2 separate regions of the Homo sapiens genome follow, and region 2 is linked to region 1. The links are chromatin contacts, found by Hi-C in ENCODE. All regions are on one chromosome and are shown on one strand. The core of a region is the stretch at or near the end of the contact, and the rest is flanking DNA. Distances in the headings are between cores, read along the strand shown. Region 1 has its middle 13 kb from the start of SMIM10. Region 2 holds the start of SMIM10L2A (small integral membrane protein 10 like 2A).

What was found. Hi-C counts contacts between places; a loop is a spot of excess contacts on that map. Pooled maps may share reads with other maps.
Region 2: a pooled map shows a loop between it and region 1 (11-fold over the local background). The contact joins the promoter of SMIM10L2A here to the enhancer-like site in region 1. A Hi-C loop is called at or near these places in 8 of 50 pooled maps.

The regions. Positions count from the first base shown.
Region 1 is chrX:135,002,268-135,005,802 of GRCh38, reverse strand. No RefSeq gene overlaps it. Among named protein-coding and RNA genes, the nearest start is that of SMIM10, 13 kb to the right of the region's middle. RefSeq lists enhancers at 712-1,220, 1,221-1,731 and a silencer at 1,639-1,698. Within about 2 kb of position 1,607, at least 5 of the 41 ENCODE cell types and tissues checked have a DNase peak (open chromatin) inside an H3K27ac peak, as active enhancers do.
Region 2 is chrX:135,420,553-135,423,968 of GRCh38, reverse strand. It overlaps SMIM10L2A (small integral membrane protein 10 like 2A), which reads right to left and starts at 2,025. Exons shown (of 2, transcript NM_203306.3): 1 at 1,239-2,025; 2 at 1-336. The coding sequence starts at 1,837. The coding sequence ends at 1,601. RefSeq lists a silencer at 1,735-1,964.

The sequences.
Region 1 (3,535 bases), core at 358-2,857:
AGGGAATGTGTGAGTTAAGATGACCATTGTCTCAGAAAGCCAGGGACACACTGAGACAGGAATTGCTGCTGCTGGAGGTTCCCTGAGCTATCACCATCCATAGACTAGGGAGTATATAAGGCTGGTTCACCCTGCCATCCTAACTCCCCAGAGAAACTGTAAGTGACGATGAGGAGCCTGGATGGAGAGGGGCAATGTCTGGGGAAAGAGACATTATATGAGGGCAAGATGCGGTAAATGCCCTCAAGGAAGAAATAGGACCTACAGGGTAAGAAACTAAAGAAAAATTTGGTGAGATTTGGGGGATGCTTCTCACATGTATTTTTAACTGAGGATTAGTAATATAATAAAATAAATAAATAGCAAAATCACAAACCCATCAAGTTCCCTATTGTAATAGCTACAATTAGCCCAGTTACTACCTCTGACAGACCCTGTGCTGAGCATTAGTCTGTATCATCTTTCTTCATGCTTATAGTAATCTGGGCAGCCAGGCCCTATATGTATGTCTCAGAGAAGTCAAGTCACTTGCTCAAGGACATACTGTTAGTAATTTGCTGAGGCAGGATTAAAACCCAGGCATGTGTGATTCTATACCTTGTTTGATCTTAACCCCACAGCACCCTAGAATGGACAAGGGCTGGTACACAGATATTCATTAAAGAAAATTTGAAAACAGAGATTATTAGAAAAAAATAGCATTATTCTTACCATATAAACTGAAACAGTTTATATCTTGTTTTATTGTCATCTAGTCCTTCTTTTCCATATATATTTATAACTCTATTGTGTTTGCAATTTATTTTCCATTGCTTTGACTTAATTTATGTGCATTACCTTATTGCTTCATTTTTTGTAACCTGTGTTTTCATGTTTTTTTTTAAACAACTGTGTTCTTTTTTATTACAAAACTGTTCTCTATCTTATTGCAAAGGACTTGTCAATTCATAATGGCACAAAGGAGAGAATAACAAGTGAACTATACAGAAAGTGACTCACCAGAGATAATTACTTCAATTTTTTCTTTTAATTGCAAAGACACAATGAGCAGAGGAGTAAGCAGCAGTTATTCCAGTCGGAGTTGGGTGCATCTGTGGAAAGTGCCAAACGGACCTGTTTCTCCCTCAGAGAACATTTCTTCCCCTTCCTGTTGTGTGCCCCCTTCTGCCTCCCGGTTTCTGCATAAGACAGGTGGGCTTAGAATTGTCACTGTAGTCTGGGGTAGAGTGGATTCTAGGCAGCTGGGGGCAGCCGTAGGGCATTGTCCTCCTAAAGGCTGTGTCAGAGGGTGGAGGCAAAGAAAAATGTCCTTTTTGTCCCGATTTGGACCCTATTTCAGGTCAGTGGGTATGATTTTGCCATTTGCTTTTAGTCTTTCACCAACGTCACAAAATTACATTACCACTCCGATCTTTATATTTCTAAGCATCACCGGAAATGCATGGTTGTGGAGGCGTGTCCATGGGGCGGAATGTGGGCCTGTCCATGGGGCGGAATGTGGGCTTGGCCATGGGCGTGGCCTGAGTGCTTGCGCGGGCTCCGCCCCCAAAGCCCGATGGTCACTAGTGCGCAAGCTCAGAACGGGGCCGGGCCGCGGCTGTGAGAACGTGGGGGAGGGCTTAACTCTCTTCAGGAGGCGGGGTCTGAATCAGAAAGGTGGGGCCAAGATTTCCCAAGGCAGGCGCGGGCGAGGGGCGGTGCGCGGGGGAAGATCCCAGGACAGTTTGCGGTGTGAGGGGAGATTGCGCCCGCTGCCCAAAGAGAGCAGAGGACACGTGTTCTGGAAGGTGATGCGGCCTCCTACCGTACTCCTCCCCTCACCTAACTCATCAGCTGTAGCGTGTCCCTTTACTGACTCTCGGCTGTGGACGCCACTGGAGTGAGGTTCTGTGAACACATTTTCCTCCTTCATGCATCTCTCAGCCAGATTATTGGCTCCCTGGCCGCAGATGTGGTTACTTTGAAACATTAATAGGAAAGCCCCAAATATTAGCAAACATCCAGAGCAGCACATTCAAAGAGTAATGCACCATGAACAGTTAATAGAAGGTGGGTTAAATGTTCAGAAATCTATTAATTTGCTATATTAGGACACTAAATGAAAATAATTATAGGACATCTTCAGAGATGCTGAAAATATAAAAATAGGAGGGATTGTATTATTTTACCAGAAACATTTGCTTTTAGTGTTTTACCAACACCACAAAATTGAATTGCCACTCTGATCATTACATTACTTTCTTTAACATCATAATCACATATATGCACATAATACACCATTTACTTAGGGCAGTCAGTTTTAATGACACTTCTGTTTCTTTCATGAATCATGTGTTTTTATGAGATACTGCTGTGTGTCAACCCCCCTTGGATGCCCAAAACAGCTCAGCCCAAAGAAGATGCGGTTCGAATTTAAAATACATAATTTAATCATGGGTTTAGAGTTAGGATTTTAAGTAAAACTCTTACTAATTTTTATATACATACATACTACATATATACATACATACTACATACTACATATATATACATATAATATTGGAACATTTAAGAGAAGCTTAGTTTCACTGTTACCGGTTTACTTTTTTATTTTTTGAGATGGAGTCTCGCTCTATTGTGCAGGCTGGAGTGTAGTGGCGCGATCTTGGCTCACTGCAACCTCTGCCTCCCAGGTTCAGTCAGTCCTCCTGTCTCAGCCTCCCAAGTAGCTGGGATTACAGGCACATGCCACCATGCCTGGCTAATTTTTTAATTTTTAGTAGAGGCGAGGTTTTGCCATGTTCGCCAGGCTGGTGTTGAACTCCTGACCTCAGGTGATCCTCCCGCCTTGGCCTCCCAAAGTGCTGGGATTGCAGGCATGAGGCACTGCACCCAGCCTGCTTTTTTAAATAAATAGAATGATTTAATAATCATGATGGATTTATCAAGACTTATATTTTTCATCTCCCAAGTCTACACTTCCTCTGTCTTCCCCATCTTGGTAAATGGCAACTCTTTCCTTTCTGTTGCTCAAGCTAAAGGCCTTGCTGTCATCCTTGAATCCTCTGTTTCTTTCATGCCCCACATTAACTCAAGTCTACCTTCAACATACAACCAGAATCTGACCACTTCCTGGCACCTCCACTGTTATGACCTCTGTCCAAAACACCTTTACACCTCTCCTGGATTATTCTAATAGCCTCTTAACTAGCCTATCTAATTCTTCACTTTCTTGATAATGGCCAGTTCTTGTAAATATCTTTTGTTGAACATATGTACATGTTTCCATTGGGTAAAGAACTTGGAATTACATTGTTGCATCACGGGGGATGCTTATGTTTAACTTTACTAGATAATGCCAAACACGTTTCTCATTTGGTTGGACCAATTTACATTCTCACCAGCAGTGCAAATTCATAGCAACAGCAAGGAAAGTAATTGTATGAAGAGAGGAAACATGACCCCAGTCCCACCCCATTAATGCACCAAGTGCATTTATTTTTTTCTCACCTCTTTTTATGTGGAACATGCCTTCTTCATGCCATTCGAATGACAC
Region 2 (3,416 bases), core at 776-3,275, 420 kb before region 1:
ATGTCAAGGGCAAATCCACCCCTCCCTGAAGCCTCAGTTTCCTCTGTCATTAGGAGGGGGAAATACACCTCTCTCACAGTGCTGCTAGCAGATTTCAGTTCCCAGGGAACTCAGACCTTCCTTCCCAAGCCAGGACTCGATCACTGGGCACCCCCACCCCTGTGAGCCTTTGTCCATGCTGTGCCTCTACTAGGAAGGCCCTTCTTCTCCTCTTGTTCAGGCCCTTCACGCTGCCTCTGCCCAGGCAAGTTCCAGGGCCAGAGGTGCCCCTGGGCAGGGATGTGACTCTTGGCAAGGCCAGAGAAGGGGCGGGTCACCGCCTACAAATGCCAATGCCTGAAAGAGAAAGAAAGAGATGGGGACCTCAGTTGCCTGGCCACCAGACACGTCCTTGCTTCCCCCGGGAATGGCCTCCTCTGCAAGCCCCTCCTCCATCTGCTCTGCCCACCCCAGGCTGAGAGCTGCTGTGTGCTCAGGCAGGTCTCCTTTTCCCAGATCACTTCAGTACACAGTAGGCTTCTAGAGGCCGTCTGGGGCTGGAGGATGGGACTCTGGCCCTGGGAGGGCCTTGCTAGCTAGGGGCCTTAGGGAGCATGGGCTGACATGGCAGAAGAGCAAGACTAGGGGAGGGGACGGTAGGAATGCGTCTCTCCCACTCTTCCCTGTCTCCAAATGCAGAGCTTGGGGGGTGCCCTCATGTAGGGGTAGGGGAACATAAGGGACAGCAGGAGCAGGCAGAGACCAGTCCTCTGGCCCCAAAGACAGGGCAGGAGGCAGTTTTGCCAAGGGCTGTGCAGGAGCTGCAGAGAGACCCAGGGCTGAGGGCTGAGAACAGATATGGGGCTCAACCTAGAAGAGAACCGTCCTCCCTATGCCCACCGACTGGTGGGGAAGAGAAGGGTGGGGGCATCGTTGCTCCTCTAGGGCCTTCCGGGGCCGCCCCCAGCCCATTACCCTCCATTCCTCAGGGTTCAGGGGACACCCTGGGGGCCTCTGCAGAAAGGGAGGCAGGCACTGGGGCGTGGGCGGGAGGGGGCCGCCCCTCACCCTATCCTGCAATCATGACTGGGGAGGAGGGGAGAGCCTGCGGCTGCCTTTCCTTTCCCCACCTGGGCTCCACAGCTCTTCTGGCTGGTTTGCCCCGGTGCCTTCCATACTTCCCCCTGACCGCCAACACGCCCTGACATCTGAAGGGCAGAGCCACCGCCCCTCTCCCATTCCAACCTGTCGCCTCCTACCTTTCTGCTCCGGGCCTGGAAAGTCAAGTCGCCGCAGCAGAATTCCCTCCTTCTGGTTTCCCCCTCTTTGGCCAATATGAGGCAACAGGTCGGCCGAGCCCAGGTAGTTTCTGGAGCCCGATGGCAGGGGCCCATTCAGTGCGTTTCTGCGCGATCCAGGGCCCCCGGGCTGAGACCGCAGCCGGGGCCAGGGCTGGGCCGTCGTGCCCTGGCGGCGTAGGTCTAGAGTCCAGGGGTCCGAGCCGCCCCGCCTCCGCCCCCCGCCGCGGCCCAGCTTTCCTTCATGCCGGCGACCCGGCCGGGGGCGGGCGGGGACACGGGCGCCCCTTCAGCCGGGCCTTCGCCGCCGCCGCCGCCGGCGCTCACTCGATCCGCACCTGCAGGCGGACGTTAAGCATCACCGAGGCCACGATGTAGAAGTAGGGGAAGTTCATGCGCAGCCGCCAGGCCAGGTCGAAGAAGGTGAGCAGCGTGCGCGTGAGCCCCTTGCAGAAGGCGCCGTACGAGCCTCGGGCCGCAGCTGAGCGCGACAGCCGCACCGCCAGGCCAGACAGGGCCGCCGCAGCCGCCGCTGCAGACAGAGCCGCCGACGCCGCCATGGGCCCGGGCCCCGCGCAGGCCCCGCCGACCGACTGACCCGCTCGAGCGCGAGCCTCAGGGCGGTGGGACCCGAGCACTAGTGCACCCAGCGGGTCGCCCAGAGCCGCGGCCGCCCCGCCCCCGTGTTCCCAAGGCCGAGCGGGGCTCAGGCGGCCGCTGCCTCGGCCCCACCTCCACGATCCCGCACACGCCGCCCCCTCCACACCTCCTCACTGCGGGGGGCCACCCCCCCGAACCCCCACCCCGAACCCCCCCAGGCCAGCATAGGTCCGCCGCTGGCTTAGCCACGCCCCCAACCGGGAGCCGCAGAGAGGCCGTCAGCGCTGCGACCCCGCCTGCTCGACGTGCCCCGCAGGCTCAGCTCCGCCCACTGCCCCGTCCCGCCCACACAGCCCCGCCTCTTTCCGGGCGCCTCCGGAGGCTGGAGTGGATTGAAGGGCGGAGCTGCCAGGGATCGCTTTGAGACCATTTCCCAGGGTGGAGCGGCAGTGGAGGAGGACAATCTGGGCCGCTACGCTGATTCTGTATAGAAAGCACGTGCAGAAGCCTCTGCCTGTTCATATCACCTCCCTTCTCCCACGGTCTCCCCTGAAAACTGGCCAGCCAAGCCATTATATCTTTCTTTAATTCGCATGGTGCAGTAACTGCGCTACAGAGTGCCATCAAGCCCACATGCGTGCATTTTTCCCTTTCTGGTATATTTGCTGGTCACGTATATCTCTTTATTGGCGAATTTCCCCATTGTCCTTCCCTTTCTAAGCACTCTTCTTAATCCATTGTTTGCCATGGTGGTTGCACAAGGTCGTCTTGGGTTTTCATTTGCTCTTGTTTATGGCCTTTTTGTTTGTTTGTTGCCAGTGTGCTTAAAAGCCCTTTCGTGGTTTCATTCAATCTTTATTAAACGTAAACCAGTCAAAACCCAGTAGCGTTTTTTCAGACTGTTTTAATGATGTGGGGAAATGCTCTCACTTCGTTATGGTCATGACTTTTGAAAAACTGTCGGCAAGAAAGAAGTAGGTTCACCCAACCCCATCCCAGTTTTCACAACAAAGGTTGACGTGGGTATTTAAGAACTCTCAAAATACCTGTTCACCGTCACGCCTGATCATCTCTATGGTATCCCACGTAACTGAGGAACGCAGCGGATCCATTTACACTGATTGAGCAATTGTCCTACCTACATGATCAAGAAAAAAAAAATCCAGTTCCAGAATCACTGGATTCTGGTTATTGTGTGGACATCACGATTTTATCAACAACGCAACACATCCATGCATGGGTATACATGCATCAAAAAAAAAAATGCCAGGGCAGGAGGCTGGGCGTGGTTTTTCTTTTCTTTCTTTTTCTCTTTTCTATTCTTTTTTTTCTTTTTTTTTCTTTTCTTTTTTTTTTTTTTTGAGACTAAGTCTCACTCTGTCTTCCACGCTGATGATCTCAGCTCACTGCTGTCTCTGCCTCCCAGGTTCAAGCGATTCTCTTGCCTCAGCCTCCTAAGTAGCTGGGACTACAGGCACGCGACACCACGCCTGGCTAATTTTTGTATTTTTAGTATTTTTAATAGAGATAGGGTTCACC